Linked DNA regions of Mus musculus: region 2 is linked to region 1. A link is a loop called in an ENCODE intact Hi-C map of the cell type or tissue named here. Cell type or tissue: left cerebral cortex. All regions are shown on one strand. Each heading gives the region's core, and the rest is flanking DNA. Links, peaks and the distances in the headings are about the cores only. Region 1 has its middle 130 kb from the start of Rab10os. Region 2 has its middle 11 kb from the start of Rab10os.

Region 1 (8,342 bases), core at 19-8,018:
TATCTGCTCCGGGTTTTATTTTATAAGCTGGTGTCTACCTTTCATGTTTCCACAACTGCCTTGCATGTTATACTGAGTTTGCAATACATAAAATTTTATTTTAGGGCCAAATGTGTTTCTAGACTCTTGGCATGCAATTATCATTTTCTGTTTAAAGCGCAGCAAGATAAAAAAATTAAAATTGTTTTTTATTATGATTTAAGTTTTTGGTAGTGATGGTCTCACACTGTGTACTCTTTTCTGGGAAGAAGAGAACAGTAGATAGAACACTGAAGATACACCAAAAACCCAGTTTCACTCAAGGGCAGCATCATAAACCAATGGATTTTACTGGGGTTGGTTACAGAAGCAAGGTGACTCAATGGCCATTGCTTCATTGAAAAGTTTTCTTTTCTTTTCTTTTCTTTTCTTTTCTTTTCTTTTCTTTTCTTTTCTTTTCTTTTCTTTCCTTTTCTTTTCTTTCTTTTATTAAATTAATTATTTTATTTTTTACACTCTATATTTTATCCCCCCCCCAATCCACCCTCTTACCGCTCCACATCCCACACCTCCTCCCCACCCCCTGTCTCCACATGGATGTTCCCACCCCCACCCCACCTGACTTCTAAACTCCCTGAGGCCTCTAGTCTCTTGAGGGTTAGGTGCATCATCTCTGAATGAACACAGACCTGACAGTCCTCTGCTGTATGTCTGCTGGGGACCTCATATCAGCTGGTGTATGCTGTCTGTTTGGAGGTCCAGTGTTTGAGAGATCTCCGGGATCCAGATTAATTAAGACTGCTGGTCCTCCTACAGGATTGCCCTTCTCAGCTTCTTTCAGCCTTCCCTAATTCAACAACAGGGGTCAGCTGCTTCTGTCCATTGGTTTGGTCAAATATCTGCATCTGACTCTTTCAGCTGCAAGCTTGCTTTTCAATGCATCCCTGGATACATCTCCCTGCCTTTGTTGACGTCCATCCCACTGTCCATCTGTGTATGTCCAACTCCCCTTGACCCTTCCAAAGCAGATTTTACTGCTTATAAAACTTTGGGACTGGTGGGGCATAGCCTTTTAAAAAAAATTATGACTTTCCTGAGCCTTGTAAGTTTCTTATATTATCTGGGCCTTGTATGTTTCTTTTATTGCATTTTATGAATTTCACTTCCTCCATGTAAGAGGCAATGTTTTAATTTGAGGAGATAGTTTCATAACCGAGAGAGATGCACTGATGGGCTGGGAAACCTTTGGACCAACCATTTCAACAAGGAGAAGAACAAAACAAAACCCAGAGAGTATCTACATTGGCCAAATAAAACAGAGTAATAAAACTTGATTAGCCACCAACTTCATGATATCATATCTTATCAACTGAATGATTTAAAAATGTCTCAAAGATTCTCAAATCATGAAACCTTAAAGGCTTTTCCTGTATCTGTTGTTGTGTGTAGGTCTAAGTGCCTACATCTTTCCCACGCCCAGTCTTACTGCAGACAATCTGGTTATAGGAAAAAACAAAGTTGAACTTCAAATTAATTTGTCTAGACATCCAAATACCAGAATACAACAAGGATAGATACAATAAAATTGCACACATCCAGAATGATTCTCGTCTTGCGCGCGCGTGTGCATGTGTGTGTTTTCATTTCTACGTGATAGCACTTGATTGACTCTTTGCAAGAAACAGTGAATTAATTTCCCGGGCTTCCCAGGTCCACACAGTCAACCACATACTAAAACAATCATTCTAGGTGGAGACTTTGGTCTGTTAGCCTTACAAAGAGGGCATCCGGGAAATGAGACAGTTCCCAGAAGAGTGACCAGCTCTCACGTGTTGAGGGCATCTCCTTTTGTTCCCCGGCTGCTGCCACTCACCATCTCACTTGAGAGGCCCAGCAAGAGTTTGTCCCCAGGCAGGCCAAGCAGAGGTGTGGGAACATAAAACACATTCCAGCGGTTGGCATCTGGGCGAGCAGCTGCCAAGCACAGTCAGCGTGTGGCTGCGGGGACCATGGAGGCAGAGCCCACACCAGCACCGCCCTCGGAGAGCTGGCTGCATGCAGGCTTGGCTCTGCAGGCTCCATCTGGTCTCCCCCCAACCCCCGCCTGGAGCATCAGTCTCAAAAGTTTGGGAAGTGTGCCCAGGGGTTTGGCATCCTTTTGTGGGTCAAGTGCGTGGTGTGCAGCTTTGGCATTAGAGATCTCCTGGGAAGAGTACTTCACATACCGCGGTGACTATGACTCAGGGAGAAGGGAAACCCCAGAATTACCACAAAGCCATCCAAAATTCAGGCTTGGCCTCACCAGTCAGCTAAGAGCGATTCTGTTTCATCTGGTTTCAGGGCAGGTGTTTGTGTCTGTGTATACATATGCATATTTCTGAGAATGAATTCTTCTCCCGGTTTTCTTTTTTCTTTTCTTTTTTTAATTAGGTATTTTCCTCATTTACATTTCCAATGCTATCCCAAAAGTCCCCCATACCACACCCCCCCCCCCAATTGAGGGCAGGGAGCTCATAATGCCTATTAGAACTTCAAGAGTTTGGTTTTCACAGGACAGCACTTCAGAAAGGAGTCCCTGAAATTATCTGGTAGCCGCTTCTCAGCGACATTTTCTGTGGATTCACTTTAACATTACAGTCCTTTTGAAAGCTACTATGGTTAAATTAACCAAAATCGAAATTTAAAAAAAAATCCTAGATTCTTCCAGGCCTACTTCACATCATCAAATCAGGCCCCTCTGGAGGTCCCATTAAAATGGCAGCTCCCACTGAGAGAGAGACAAAAGCCCCTCACTTCCGTGATTTTCAGTTTTCTCGCCATATTCCAAGTCCTACAGTGTGCATTTCTCATTTTTCACCTTTTTCAGTGATTTTGTCATTTTTCAAGTCGTCAAGTGGATGTTTCTCATTTTCCATGATTTTCAGTTTTCTTGCCATATTCCATGTCCTACAGTGGACATTTCTAAATTTTCCACCTTTTTCAGTTTTCCTCGCCATATTTCACGTCCTAAAGTGTGTATTTCTCATTTTCCGTGATTTTCAGTGATTTTAATCCATCAAAAAAAAAAAAAAAAGTTACCTCTGCATTGACTGTGAGAGAGTATTTATTTAGCTCTCCACACTGTTGGAAATGGAGGCTGTCTCCCTTATAAGGACACCAGCCTTTCTTGGGAGAGGAGAGAAATAGGAAGCTGTAACATGGCTAAACAAACTCCTCCTAGCTACAGAAATCGTGGGATGTTTCAGATGTGAACAGCTAAATTTTGGTGTGGTCTGGGACAAATTAATATGACTCAAATCCCACCTCACACGGGAGGCTGCTTCTAAGGAAGGGGGTGGGATGAACGCATTCATGTTCCTCAAAGTTCTGGCCAACGCTATCTCCATTAAATTTAAATGTGGCTCCCTCTTCCCCTCCCTCCACAAGAAGTGATTTAAAAAGAAGTGGGGACACCGAGACCAAACTAGAAATATATCCAAACAGCTTAGCTGTGTGCCAAGTCAACACATGACTATGTGATATCCTAGGCTACATGAATGTTGTTTTTTTGTTTGTTTGTTTTGTTTTGTTTTATGTGACAAACTAAAATCTCCTAGGATAATCACCTGACGTCTTTGATTTGAGGCTAACTATGTTAGCATGTTCAGTGTTCCCAGTGCTTCCCATGCAGTCCCAACAACTGTTATTTCAATTATGCAGGCCTAAGGACTCACAAGAAAGTATTGTCTGATGTTCCAGATGATGGCCTGCACTGTCATCTTTGAACTGCTAATATACGAACAAGCCGGGCCCAGGGGAGATGCTTAGTTTGTAGCAGGGAAGGTCAATTACATTCTCATTGAATTGAACACTGATGGCATCCTGTGGAGGATTAAAGTTCTTGGCTTTTATAAAATTGCCTAATTATTACTACTATATTCAGAAGCAGAAGCTACTGTCAACATTGGAAACATACTTGTGATTTAAGAAGCATATGCATGCTGCTCAGAAGGACCTAGTGGGAAAGATGACTTTCCAGTGATCAATACTAGAAATAAGTTTTTGTTGGCCTTAAAACACATCCTCAGCATCGGCGGGAGCCATCTTTGTTCCGGGACTCCACCGAAAGTAGTCTGCACAGGTGAGAGTGTGGACTACAGAAGCTAACAGCTTCTGGGATAGGCAGGGAGCCACAGAGCTTCTGAGGCGGCCCCCTTTTTGAGCTCCAGACATCCGGACACCTTCCTGGCCAGAGGACAGGTGTCTGCCCGGCCCGGAAGGGCTTTGCCTCAGCATCGGCGGGAGCCATCTTGGTTCCGGTACTCCGCCAAAAGTAGTCTGCAAAGGTGAGAGTGTGGACTACAAAAGCTAACAGCTTCTGTGACAGGCCAAAGCAACACAGCTTCTGGGAAAGGTCCTGATTTGGGCCTTCATCTTCGGCCAGGAGGGAGGTCTGAATGCCAGATATCTGTGCACCTTCCCTGTAAGAGGAGAGCTTGCCTGCAGAGAGTGCTCTGACCACTGAAACTCAAAGGAGAAAGCTAGTCTCCCAGGTCTACTGATAGAGGCTAACAGAATCACCAGAGGAACAATCTCTAACCAGAGACAACTATAACAACTAACTCCAGAGATTACCATGTGGCGAAATGTAAACGTAAGAATCTTACTAACAGAAACCAAGACCACTCACCATCGTCAGAACCCAGCACTCCCATTTCGCCCAGTCCAGGGCACCCCAACAAACCCGAAAAGCTAGACCCAGATTTAAAAGCATATCTCATGATGATGGTAGAGGACATCAAGAAGGACTTTAATAACTCACTTAAAGAAATACAGGAGAACACTGCTAAACAGGTAGAAGACCTTAAAGAGGAAGCACAAAAATCCCTTAAAGAATTGCAGGAAAACACAACAAAACAGGTGATGGAATTGAATAAAACCATCCAAGACCTAAAAAGGGAAATAGACACAATAAAGAAAACCCAAAGTGAGGCAAAGCTGGAGATAGAAACCCTAGGAAAAAAATCTGGAACCATAGATGCAAGCATCAGCAACAGAATACAAGAGATGGAAGAGAGAATCTCAGGTGCAGAAGATTCCATAGAGAACATCGACACAACAATCAATGAAAATGGAAAATGCAAAAAGATCCTAACTCAAAACATCCAGGAAATCCAGGACACAATGAGAAGACCAAACCTACAGATAATAGGAGTAGATGAGAATGAAAAATTTCAACGCAAAGGACCAGCAAATATCTTCAACAAAATTATAGAAGAAAACTTCCCAAACTTAAAGAAAGAGATGCCCATGAATATACAAGAAGCCTAGAGAACTCCAAATAGACTGGAACAGAAAAGAAATTCCTCCCGACACATAAAAATCAGAACAACAAATGCACTAAATAAAGATAGAATATTAAAAGCAGTAAGCGTAAAATGTCAAGTAACATATAAAGGCAAGCCTATCAGAATTACACCAGATTTTCACCAGAGACTATGAAAGCCAGAAGAGCCTGGACAGATGTTATACAGACCCTAAGAGAACACAAATGCCAGCCCAGGCTGCTATACAAAGCCAAACTCTCAATTACTTAGATGGAGAAACAAAAGTATTCCACAACAAAACCAAATTCACACATTATCTTTCCATGAATACTGCCCTTCAAAGGATAATAACAGAAAAAAAAAATACAAGGACGGAAACCACGGCCTGGAAAAAGCAAGAAGGTAATCCCTCAACAAACCTAAAAGAAGACAGCCACAAGAACAGAATGCCAAATTTAACAACAAAAATAATAGGAAGCAACAATTACTTTTCATTAATATCTCTTAATATCAATGGACTCAACTCCCCAATAAAAAGACAGAGACTAACAGACTGGCTACACAAACAGGACCCAACATTTTGCTGCTTACAAGAAACCCATCTCAGAGAAAAAGACAGACACTACCTCAGAATGAAAGGCTGGAAAACAATTTTCCAAGCAAATGGTCTGAAGAAACAAGCTGGAGTAGCCATTCTAATATATATATATAATATATATAGGGCTTTCAACCCTAAGTTACCAAAAAAGACAAGGAGGGGCACTTCATACTCATCAAAGGTAAAATCTTCCAAGATGAACTATCAATTCTGAATATCTATGCTCCAAATGCAAGGGCAGCCACATTCATCAAAGACATTTTAGTAAAGCTCAAAGCACACATTGCACCTCACACAATAATAGTGGGAGACTTCAACACACCACTTTCATCAATGGACAGATCATGGAAACAGAAACTAAACAGGGACGCACTGAAACTAGCAGAAGTTATGAAACAAATGGATCTAACATATCTACAGAACATTTTATCCTAAAACAAAAGAATATACCTTCTTCTCAGCACCTCATAGTACCTACTCCAAAACTGACCACATAATTGGTCACAAAACAAGCCTCAACAGATAAAAAAATATTGAAATTGTCCCATGCATTTTATCAGATCACCATGGACTAAGGCTGACCTTCAATAACAAAATAAATAATAGAAAGCCAACATTCATGTGGAAACTGAACAATAATCTTCTCAATGATACCTTGGTCAAGGAAGGAATAAAGAAAGAAATTAAGGAATTTCTGGAGTTTAATGAAAATGAAGCCACAACATATACAAACTTATGGGACACAATGAAAGCATTTCTAAGAGGAAAACTCACAGCTCTGAGTGCCTCCAAAAAGAAATTAGAGAGAGCACACATTAGCAGCTTGAAAACACACCTAAAATCTCTAGAACAAAAGGAAGCAAATTCACCCAAGAGGAGTAGACGCCAGGAAATAATCAAACTCAGGGGCAAAATCAACCAAGTGGAAACAAGAAGAACTATTCAAAAATTCAACCAAACGAGGAGCTGGTTCTTTGAGAAAATCAACAAGATAGATAAACCCTTAGCCAGACTCACTAGACGGCACAGGGAAATCATCCTATTTAACAAAATCAGAAATGAAAATGGAAACATAACAACAGATCCTGAAGAAATCCAAAACACCATCAGATCCTTCTACAAAAGGCTATACTCAACAAAAACTGGGGAACCTGGATGAAATGGACAAGTTTCTAGACAGATACCAGGTACCAAAGTTAAATCAAGATCAGGTTAATGATATAAATAGTTCTATATCCCCTAAAGAAATAGAAGTAGTCATTAATAGTCTCCCAACCAAAAAAAAAAAAAAAAAAAGCCCAGGACCAGATGGGTTTAGTGCAGAGTTCTATCAAACCTTCAAAGAAGATCTAATCCCAGTTGTTCACAAACTATTCCACAAAATAGAAGCAGAAGGTACTCTACCCAACTCATTCTATGAAGCCACAAATACTCTGATACCTAAATCACAAAAAGACCCAACAAAGATAGAGAACTTCAGACGAATTTCCCTTATGAATATTGATGCAAAAATCATCAATAAAGTTCTCGCTAACCGAATCCAAGAACACATCAAAACCATCATCCATCCTGACCAAGTAGGTTTCATCCCAGGGATGCAGGGATGGTTCAATATACAGAAATCCATCAACACAATCCAGTATATAAACAAACTCAAAGACAAAAACCACATGATCATCTCATTAGATGGGGAGAAAGCATTTGACAAAATTCAACACCCATTCATGATAAACGTCTTGGAAAGATCATGAATTCAAGGCCCATACCTAAACATGATAAAAGCAATCTACAGCAAACCAGTAGCCAACATCAAAGTAAATGGTGAGGAACTGGAAGCAATCCCACTAAAATTAGGGACTAGACAAGGCTGCCCACTCTCTCCCTACCTATTCAACATTGTACTTGAAGTCTTAGCCAGAGCAATTCAACAACAAAAGGAGATCAAGGAGATACAAATTGGAAAGGAAGAAGTCAAAATATCACTCTTTGCAGATGATATGATAGTATATATAAGTGACCCTAAAAATTCCACCAGAGAACTCCTAAACCTGATAAACAGCTTCAATGAAGTAGCTGGATATAAAATTAACTCAAACAAATCAATGGCCTTTCTGTACACAAAGGATAAACAGGCTGAGAAAGAAATTAGGGAAACAACACCCTTCTCAATAGTCACAAATATTATAAAATACCTTGGCGTGACTCTAACTAAGGAAGTGAAAGATCTGTAGAGTAAGAACTTCAAGTCTCTAAAGAAAGAAATTAAGGAAGATCTCAGAAGATGGAAAGATCTTCCATGCCCATGGATTGGCAGGATCAATATAGTAAAAATGGCTATCTTGCCAAGAGCAATCTACAGATTCAATGCAATCAAAATTCCAACTCAATTCTTCAACGAAGTAGAAAGGGCAATCGGCAGATTCATCTGGAATAACAAAAAACCTAGGATAGCAAAAACT
Region 2 (8,342 bases), core at 194-8,193, 120 kb before region 1:
AACAAACAAAACAAACTTTACATGCATGTCTGTGTGGCCAATGCGGTTAAGAATCGAGCAGAGTCCCTGGAGCTGTCGGTTACTGACAATTTGGAGCCACTTAACATGAGCTTGGGAACAAACTTTATGTTCTTTGTGAGCAACAAAGAGATCTTAAGTGCTGGGCCAGTATCTCTACAGCCCCTTGCCTGGTGATTTAAAAGAACACTCAACTTGGGGCTAGAGAGGTAGATCAGTGGGTAAAGGCCCTTGCTGCCAAGCCTGCCAACCTGGGCTTGAACTCTAGATCTCATGTGGTGGGAAGAGAGAGTCAACTTCCTTCCTGGACCAGCTTCCTTCTCTATGTACCAGCTGTAGATGCAAATACTAGAAAAAATGGGATACAAAACTCGACTGACTTGACTTCTGAAAGGGTCTACTATACTTGAAAGCTCCTTTGAGGTACAGATTACAGTTCAAAAAGGCACAACTCACCACAAACTTTTCAATTTACTCTTTGGGTTCTTCAAAGTCTCACACAGAAACTTTGCACCTGTGGTTCCGATTTGATTTAGCCTCAGATCCAAGTGTTTCAGGCTCAGTGTTTGTCTGAGCATCTTTGAGAGATGGTGGCAACCAGTGTTGGCGATGTTACAGGACCACAGTCTGGAAAATCACATGCACAGGGACAAAAAACAGAAACAAATAAACACCTTAGTCCATTCTGGGATGATGCACCCAAACTACTACCTTTACCTCAAGCCATTGGTTTCAGTCAAGCTTAGAGACGTTATGATAAATGATATTGGAATGAAATCATAGAATGGGTTTCCATATGGGCTTCTCAAAAACTTTTTCTTCGCATAGAGAAGTTGGAAAGGAGTGAATTATGATTAAAATACATTGTATACATATGTGAAATTCTCAAAGAAGCGAGTAAATAAAATTAATTGGTATGAAAGGCCAGATGAGGGTAAAGACCCTAGAGGAGAATGAAGAAGACACATCATTTAATGGATATAGTTGCCAACAATCTTTTACTTATGCTCAGAAGTAAAGGCAGCTCTTATCCTGCAACAGAGAAACCATTAAATTGGTAGTACTTTATGGATAGGGCATAGATCAGTTCCTGGCATAGCGCCTGAACACAGTAGGTGCTTCATAAATGCTGATAATTACTTCATGGCTGTGTTTGATAATCTTAGAAGGTAGTGAGTTTTCTGTGGTGATTTTTTGGGGAGAGATCAGGGTCTCACTCTAGCATAGGCTATGATCTTCCTGCCTTTGATTTCCAAATGTTAATTTTATAGGCATGTGCCATCCTGCCTGTACTGATAATAGTGCCTTCTAACATAATTAGACTGTAAGTTCAAGGTATGGCTAGTTAGGTGGATAGGGTGGTGTACTGGCTAGTTTTGTGTCAACTTGACACAGCTGGAGTTATCACAGAGAAAGGAGCTTCAGTTGAGGAAATGCCTCCATGAGATCCAACTGTAAGGCATTTTCTCAATTAGTGATCAAGGGGGAAAGGCCCCTTGTGGGTGGGACCATCTCAGGGCTGGTAGTCTTGGTTCTATAAGAAAGCAGGCTGAGCAAGCCAGGTGAGGCAAGCTAGTAAGGAACATCCCTCCATGGCCTCTGCATCAGCTCCTGCTTCCTGACCTGCTTGAGTTCCAGACCTGACTTCCTTTGGTGATGAACAGCAGCATGGAAGTGTAAGCCGAATAAACCCTTTCCTCCCCAACTTGCTTCTTGGTCATGATGTTTGTGCAGGAATAGAGACCCTGACTAAGACAAATTGGTACCAGCAGAGTGGGGTATTCCTGTGACAACCTGCCCATGTTTTGGGGAGGACTGTGAGAGGACTTTGGAACTTTGGGCTTGAAGATCCATCTGTTGTTAAGAGCTCTGTCGGATGTTGTGTAGGAGCTTGGAAGATAATGTTGAGCACACTGCAGAAGATGGAGGTCTGGTTTGTGAAATTTCAGAGGGAAAAATTAAAGACTCTTTTCAGGGCCATTGCTATTTTGATTGGGAAGATTCTGTAGTTCTGGTTAGCTGGGGCTGAAGAATCAGCTGTGATTAATAAGATACCAGAACTACTGAAGCAAAAACTTTGCATTACTGGGACTATTGATGCTGGTTAGCTGGAGCTAAGAAATTAGCAGTGATTAAGAAGAGACCAGCATCATTGAGGTGACATCTTCTGGGAAGTGTTTTCTGAAAGCACAAAGAGGCTGTGTTCCAGAGATGGCCAAGGTTGTACTCCTGCTGCAGCGGGACTTGGTAATATGTAAGGGTCACCCAGGTGGTACTGGTTTTGAAGGCATGAAGGGGTCACGCAAAGCAGCTGAGGCTCGGCACTGTGAGAGGCCATGGAAGGCCATTGGTGAAGGTGTAGCCTCAGTTGCAATTGAAGGCCCAGGACTGAAGGGGTCATGCAGTGTTTTGGAGATGCCAGTACCATGAGATGACCACCAAGAGCAGCAGCAGCAGTGGAGTACAGGCATCTGGACCCTAGAAGATGACGTGTGTGCTACAAAGGGCCTGGCTGGAGAAGTGACCCAAGCCCTTGGAGGAGCCCAGAAGATCGTGAGTTGGATCCCAGACATTGGACGGTTAGAGATTGACTTTTGCTTTTGATTGTGACTGTGCCCTGATATTTTCTCTCTTGAAGGAAGAAACTGTTTTAGTGGAGCCCACAGTTAAGAGACTTTTAATTGTAAAAAGACTTTGAATTTTAAGAGATGGATATTTTAAAGAGATTGAAATTTTAAGAATATGTAAAGACTGTGGGACTTTTAAAGTTATTTAGATCTTGGGGATGAATAAGATTGTAAGGGTTGAGGCTTACTAGTGATGTTTTTGTGTGTCAAGTTGACAAGGGGTCAATTGTACTGGCTAGTTTTGTGTCAACTTGACACAGCTGGAGTTATCACAGAGAAAGGAGCTTCAGTTGAGGAAATGCCTCCATGAGATCCAACTGTAAGGCATTTTCTCAATTAGTGATCAAGGGGGAAAGGCCCCTTGTGGGTGGGACCATCTCAGGGCTGGTAATCTTGGTTCTATAAGAAAGCAGGCTGAGCAAGCCAGGTGAAGCAAGCTAGTAAGGAACATCCCTCCATGGCCTCTGCATCAGCTCCTGCTTCCTGACCTGCTTGAGTTCCAGACCTGACTTCCTTTGGTGATGAACAGCAGCATGGAAGTGTAAGCCGAATAAACCCTTTCCTCCCCAACTTGCTTCTTGGTCATGATGTTTGTGCAGGAATAGAGACCCTGACTAAGACAGGTGGTCTTCATGGCTTTGGGCTTCTGTGTTTGGTTGGATACTTATGTAATGTACTATTGGGGAGTTTTTTCCTTCCATCTACCTCTAACCATGAACTCAGTATTTCATCACATTTAAATAACCAAGTAGTTATCAGACCCTGGCTGTTTAACATTATTACAAAGGTTAAAACCATAGGAAAAGCTGACAGCTACCCTTCTTCCTCCCTCCCTCCCTCCCTCCCTCCCTCCCTCCCTCCCTCCCTTCCTTCCTTCCTTCCTTCCTTCCTTCCTTCCTTCTGTCCTTCCTTCCTTCCTTCCCTTCTTCCCTCCTCCATCTCTTTTTCTTTCATAGTGTTGAGGAAGGAACTCCAGACCTTATACACAAATTTCACTATTTACTTTTTGGTCAACTTGAAAGAAGCTAGAGTCATCTGGGAAGAAGAAACCTCAATAGAGAAAGTACCTCCATAAGATTGTCTTGTAGGCAAGTCTGTAAGGCTTTTTCTTAATAAATGGTTAATGTGGGAAGGCCCCAGCCATTGTAGGTGGTGCCACTTCTGGGGAGGTGGTACTGGGTTGTATCAAAAAGCAAAGTGAACTATCCAGTAAGCAGAGCTCCTTCTATGGCCTCTACATCAAATTCTGCATCCAGGTCCTTCTTTGGCTCCATCCATGATGGACTACAAGATGTAGCATGAAACAAACCCTTTCCTCCCCAAGCTGCTTCTTGTCACAGTGTTTATTACATTAATAGGACACAAATGAGAACAAACTGTACTGGTGACTCTCATCCCAACAGAACCAGTGTTTAAATGTTGGCAGTGATGCTCTGTTATCCAGTATAGTAGTGTCAATGCTAAACACAATCTCTGCGGTACAGCCCCATTACTCTTTGGAAACGAATGTTACAAAACTTTTCTTTGCAACAGTAAGAGACCACTGCAAAACATCACAACCAATGAAACTGTAGAGTTTTGGAGCCCAGTTTCAATGGATGCATCTTCAAAAACTTCTGCACCTGAGGGTCAGGGAAGATTGAAGAAGAGGGGGTAGAAAGATCAACAGAGCCAGAGGGTCAGAAAGTTTACTATGAAACTGTATCTCCTAGTACTGTTACAATCTACACTCATAAAGTCTCACCAACATGACTGCCCAAACATGAGCTGAATAAATAAGGGTGATACTAATGAACAGGCAAAACTGGGTAGGGAAAAGCCCATGAGGCCTCAACACTACACAAATAACATCTGAGGAGAGCTGGGAGCAATAGAGGTGGTCTATCCTCAGGGACCAGTGCCAAGTGATCAACCCTGAACACATACCTACAAATAACATTATATGGTATCAACAGGATACCTATATGTGTGTATGTATATACATATGTGCATGCAATAACAATTAGTGAGAAGAGACCATAAATTTGAAGGAGAATAGGGAGGGATATATGGTAAAGTTTGGAGGGAAGAAATGGAAGGAAGAAATATTGTAATTACATTTTAATCTCAAAAATTATGTTTAAAACATGAAATGGATGCTACATATTCCAGGATAAAAACCAGAGTCATATTGATCTTGTTGACAAGTTGATTCCACCTCTATCCAACCATGTATACTTTATGTTACACAGTCTAAAAACACAGACTTGGAGCGGGTGTTAGGTTGGGCTTGGTGGCACAGCCCTTGGAAGTCTGAAACAGGAGGATTGTTTTGAATATAAAGTCAGCCTGGGCGACACTATCTTACAAAAGGACAGAAACTATGTAAGAGCTGTGTGGATGGGGAAGAGTGCTGTGAGGGTGGGAAGGGAGGAGTGGTGTGAAGGTGAGGAGGGAGGAGTGATGTGAGGGTGGAGAGGGAGGAGTTGTGTGAGGGTGGGGAGGGAGGAGTTCTGTGAGGGTGAGGAGGAGTGCTGTAAGGGTGAGGAGGAGTGCTGTGAGGGTGGGAAGGAGAGCTGTGAGAGTGGGAGGAGTGCTGGAAATAGTGTCTTCTGGACATGACATGCCACAGCACACATGAAGTCACAGCATCCATGGTTATCTCTAGAAGACCAAGTCAGGCAAAAATACTACACATATGAGGGAGGGTTTCTGAGAACCTTCGTTTCTCACTACTAAAAACAATTAGTAGTTGATGACTGCTGGAGGAATTAGTCACCATTCTTTGGGAAGTGCCTACTGGTAGGTTGTCCTTCCCCCAAGTGGATGATCCCACACCCGAGTTCATGTCAGTAGTACTAATTGGACTCAATGGGTCATACTTTACAAAAAAAATTAAAAGCAGAAGTAAAAAAAAAAAAGTCCAGGTATCGTGGCACATTCTTCTATTCCAGGTACTTGGTAGAAGGATCAGGAGAGTTCAAAGTCTGGTACACAGTGAATTCTAGGCCAGCCTGGGATACATAAGACGCCATCTCAACCAAAACCAAAAAGGAAGTCAGATCTGGAAACCAGATCCTCTTCTCGATTCCCTATAGAATATTAACATCACATATTCTATAGTGGTGAAAATACTGAAGCCAGGGTTTTACTTATGCTATATATAACCATTACCACTGAGGTGTATCCCCAGCCAATGCAGTTCTTATATTCTATCATGCATGTGGAGGATCTTAGCATAGTATTTTTGGTAGTTAAGATAATCATGAATTCCTTTCATTTGTGTCTCTGTGTCTCTGTGTCTGTCTGTCTGTCTGTCTGTCTGTCTGTCTGTCTCTCTCTCTCTCTCTCTCACACACACACACACACACACACACACAGCTGCAATGCCTCCTGCAGGCAGAGAAGACTTACATCAGGGTCTGTAGTTTGCACTTGGTGTAGCTTAAGCTTTCACAAAGGTTTTTCACTCCATTATCCCCAAGTTTATTGTTGGCCAGGCTGAGGTGTGTCAGAGTCCGGCTGACCATCAAAATGGAAGAGAGGTCCTTGCAGCAGGCTTCAGTGAGATGACAGTTCTCCAGCCTGTGGATAAAGCACACAGCTGGACCAAGCAGGAGTGGCTCAACCAACAATAATTCTAGGAAGGGGAGAGGCTCACAGGGCCCCACTCAACTCAACTGTTGTCTATGAATAAACTTTAGGAGAAGGGGGATAACTATCTTTAGTTGTGTCTCCTCTGCTGAGCCCATCAGGGTTCAACACATAGCTATAAACCCACAGTCTCACACATGACCCTGGTTATCTTGGTGAGTCATAAAATAAGATGAATGGGTATAAATAAGAGAGATTTGTCAGGAGGGTAGAATGGAAGGTGGGGGTGAGAATGCCAGTATGCATGGTGCACATGTATAAAAGTGTTATAAATTCCCACCTAAAACAAAAACCCCAAACCAAGCCAAAAAAATTTCGTATATCTATTAAGTTAGGAGAGGGCATTTCCAGCTGCCTCCAGAAAATAAACTCAAGTTCTTGTTGATTTCCACCATACCGTCATGATCACACAAGGGATTTAGACTTAGGAAAGCAATCTAAGACTTCCTAAGACTAAGCCAGCTAGAATCCAGCATGGATGAGGAAGGGTCTCACGCTGAGGAACTTGGCAGGTGATGGTTTCTGAGATAGGAAGAGTCAAATTTTCTTCAGGGATGTGTCTGTCAAGAGGTGACCCATGCTCCCATAGATTGTCTTACTCCTATGTACAGTATGTAGACTCAGTGGATTTAGGCAAAGAGCATGTGATGTTGGGAGGGAATGGTGAAGACGGGATGGAGGGAACTCAGAGGAGAGAAGATGGGGGATGAGTTTTGTCAAGTGACACACAGACATACACATGCATGAAATTCTCAACAAAGAGAGAGAGAGAAGAGCAAAATGAGTGATGCACAGTCAAAAACTCAGAAGCAGGTGTCTGCATGCATGGGTAGGACTCATAGTGTTGGGAACAAAGAGATGTATTTTATGTACTATCATCTCATTTTCAGATTCTGCTTAATCACAGGGAGAAACTAAATTCAAGGTCCTAGACACTCGAGTAGCTGGGGACTTCCCAATAGCTAAACGGCTTCTATTATAAGGAAGCACTTGTTTGAGTCCAGACAACTCAAGGGCAACTTCTCCATCTTGCTGGCAGGGTCAAACTAAGTTCATGTTGCCAAGTCCAAGAATTTCATCCTAACTTGATTGGGAAAAACTCTCTTGCTCAACCCTCTTATGTCAAAATATTACTGGGTGACGCTATTGCATATGCCAGAAAGATTTTGCTGAAGGGACCCTGATATAGCTGTCTCGTATGAGGCTATGCCAGTGCCTGAAAAATACAGAAGTGGATGTCACAGTCAGCTATTGGATGGAACACAGGGCCCCCAATGGAGAAGCTAAAGAAAGCACACAGGGAGCTAAAGGAGTCTGCAACCCTATAGGTGGAACAACAATATGAACTAACCAGTACCCCCAGAGCTCGTGTCTCTAGCTGTATATGTAGCAGAAGATGGCCTAGTCAGCCATCATTGGGAAGAGAGATCCCTTGGTATTGCAAACTTTATATGCCCCAGTAGAGGGGAATGCCAGGGCCAAGAAGTGGGAGTGGGTGGGTAGGGGAGTAGGGCAGAGGGCGGGTATAGAGAACTTTCGGGATAGCATTTGAAATGTATATAAAGAAAATATCTAATAAATAAATAAATAAATAAATAAATAATAATAATAAAAAACTGGACCTAGATACTTTGATAGCTGGATCTCAGTGATCAGCCTCAGGAATGAATCAGGCAGAAGGGAATGTCTAACTAAGGGAATAGACCTTGGAGCCTTTAGCAAGGGAGAGGAATGGGGTTGCGGGGAGGGGGAGGGGGAGGGGGAGGAAGATAAAATCTTCTGGTCCCATCTTTGCCGTGCTTGGGTCTGTTAGAGATCCCTTTGTGTGTAACAGCCCCTAATAAATCTTAGAGGAATTTGGAAGCATGAAAAAAATACGACTGGGCCATGCTACATATAGTACACCCCACTGCCCCTCACTTTGTGGTCTCATCCTTTAAATATGCTGTGCAATTTCTCTTCAGGGTCACAGTTAGCTTCTGAGTCTGTTCTGTGGCCCCGATTACAATAATGTTTTTGTCATCTGCATTGACTAGCAGAGTTTTGTTGGATTTAAGTGGATCT

What was found. Peaks named below come from ENCODE experiments on the same cell type or tissue, not always from the same donor. Only the 100,000 strongest peaks of a DNase experiment are listed, where the experiment ranks them.
Region 2: a loop joins it to region 1, with 3 times the contacts of the local background. A loop is called at or near these places in 5 of 42 quality-filtered maps.

The regions. Positions count from the first base shown.
Region 1 is chr12:3,104,552-3,112,893 of GRCm38, reverse strand. No RefSeq gene overlaps it. Among named protein-coding and RNA genes, the nearest start is that of Rab10os, 130 kb to the left of the region's middle. In left cerebral cortex, for the core only: no CTCF peak of the experiment used is centred there; DNase peaks (open chromatin) are centred at 2,139 and 3,338.
Region 2 is chr12:3,220,284-3,228,625 of GRCm38, reverse strand. It overlaps the pseudogene Gm18774. Among named protein-coding and RNA genes, the nearest start is that of Rab10os, 11 kb to the left of the region's middle. In left cerebral cortex, for the core only: no CTCF peak of the experiment used is centred there; no DNase peak of the experiment used is centred there.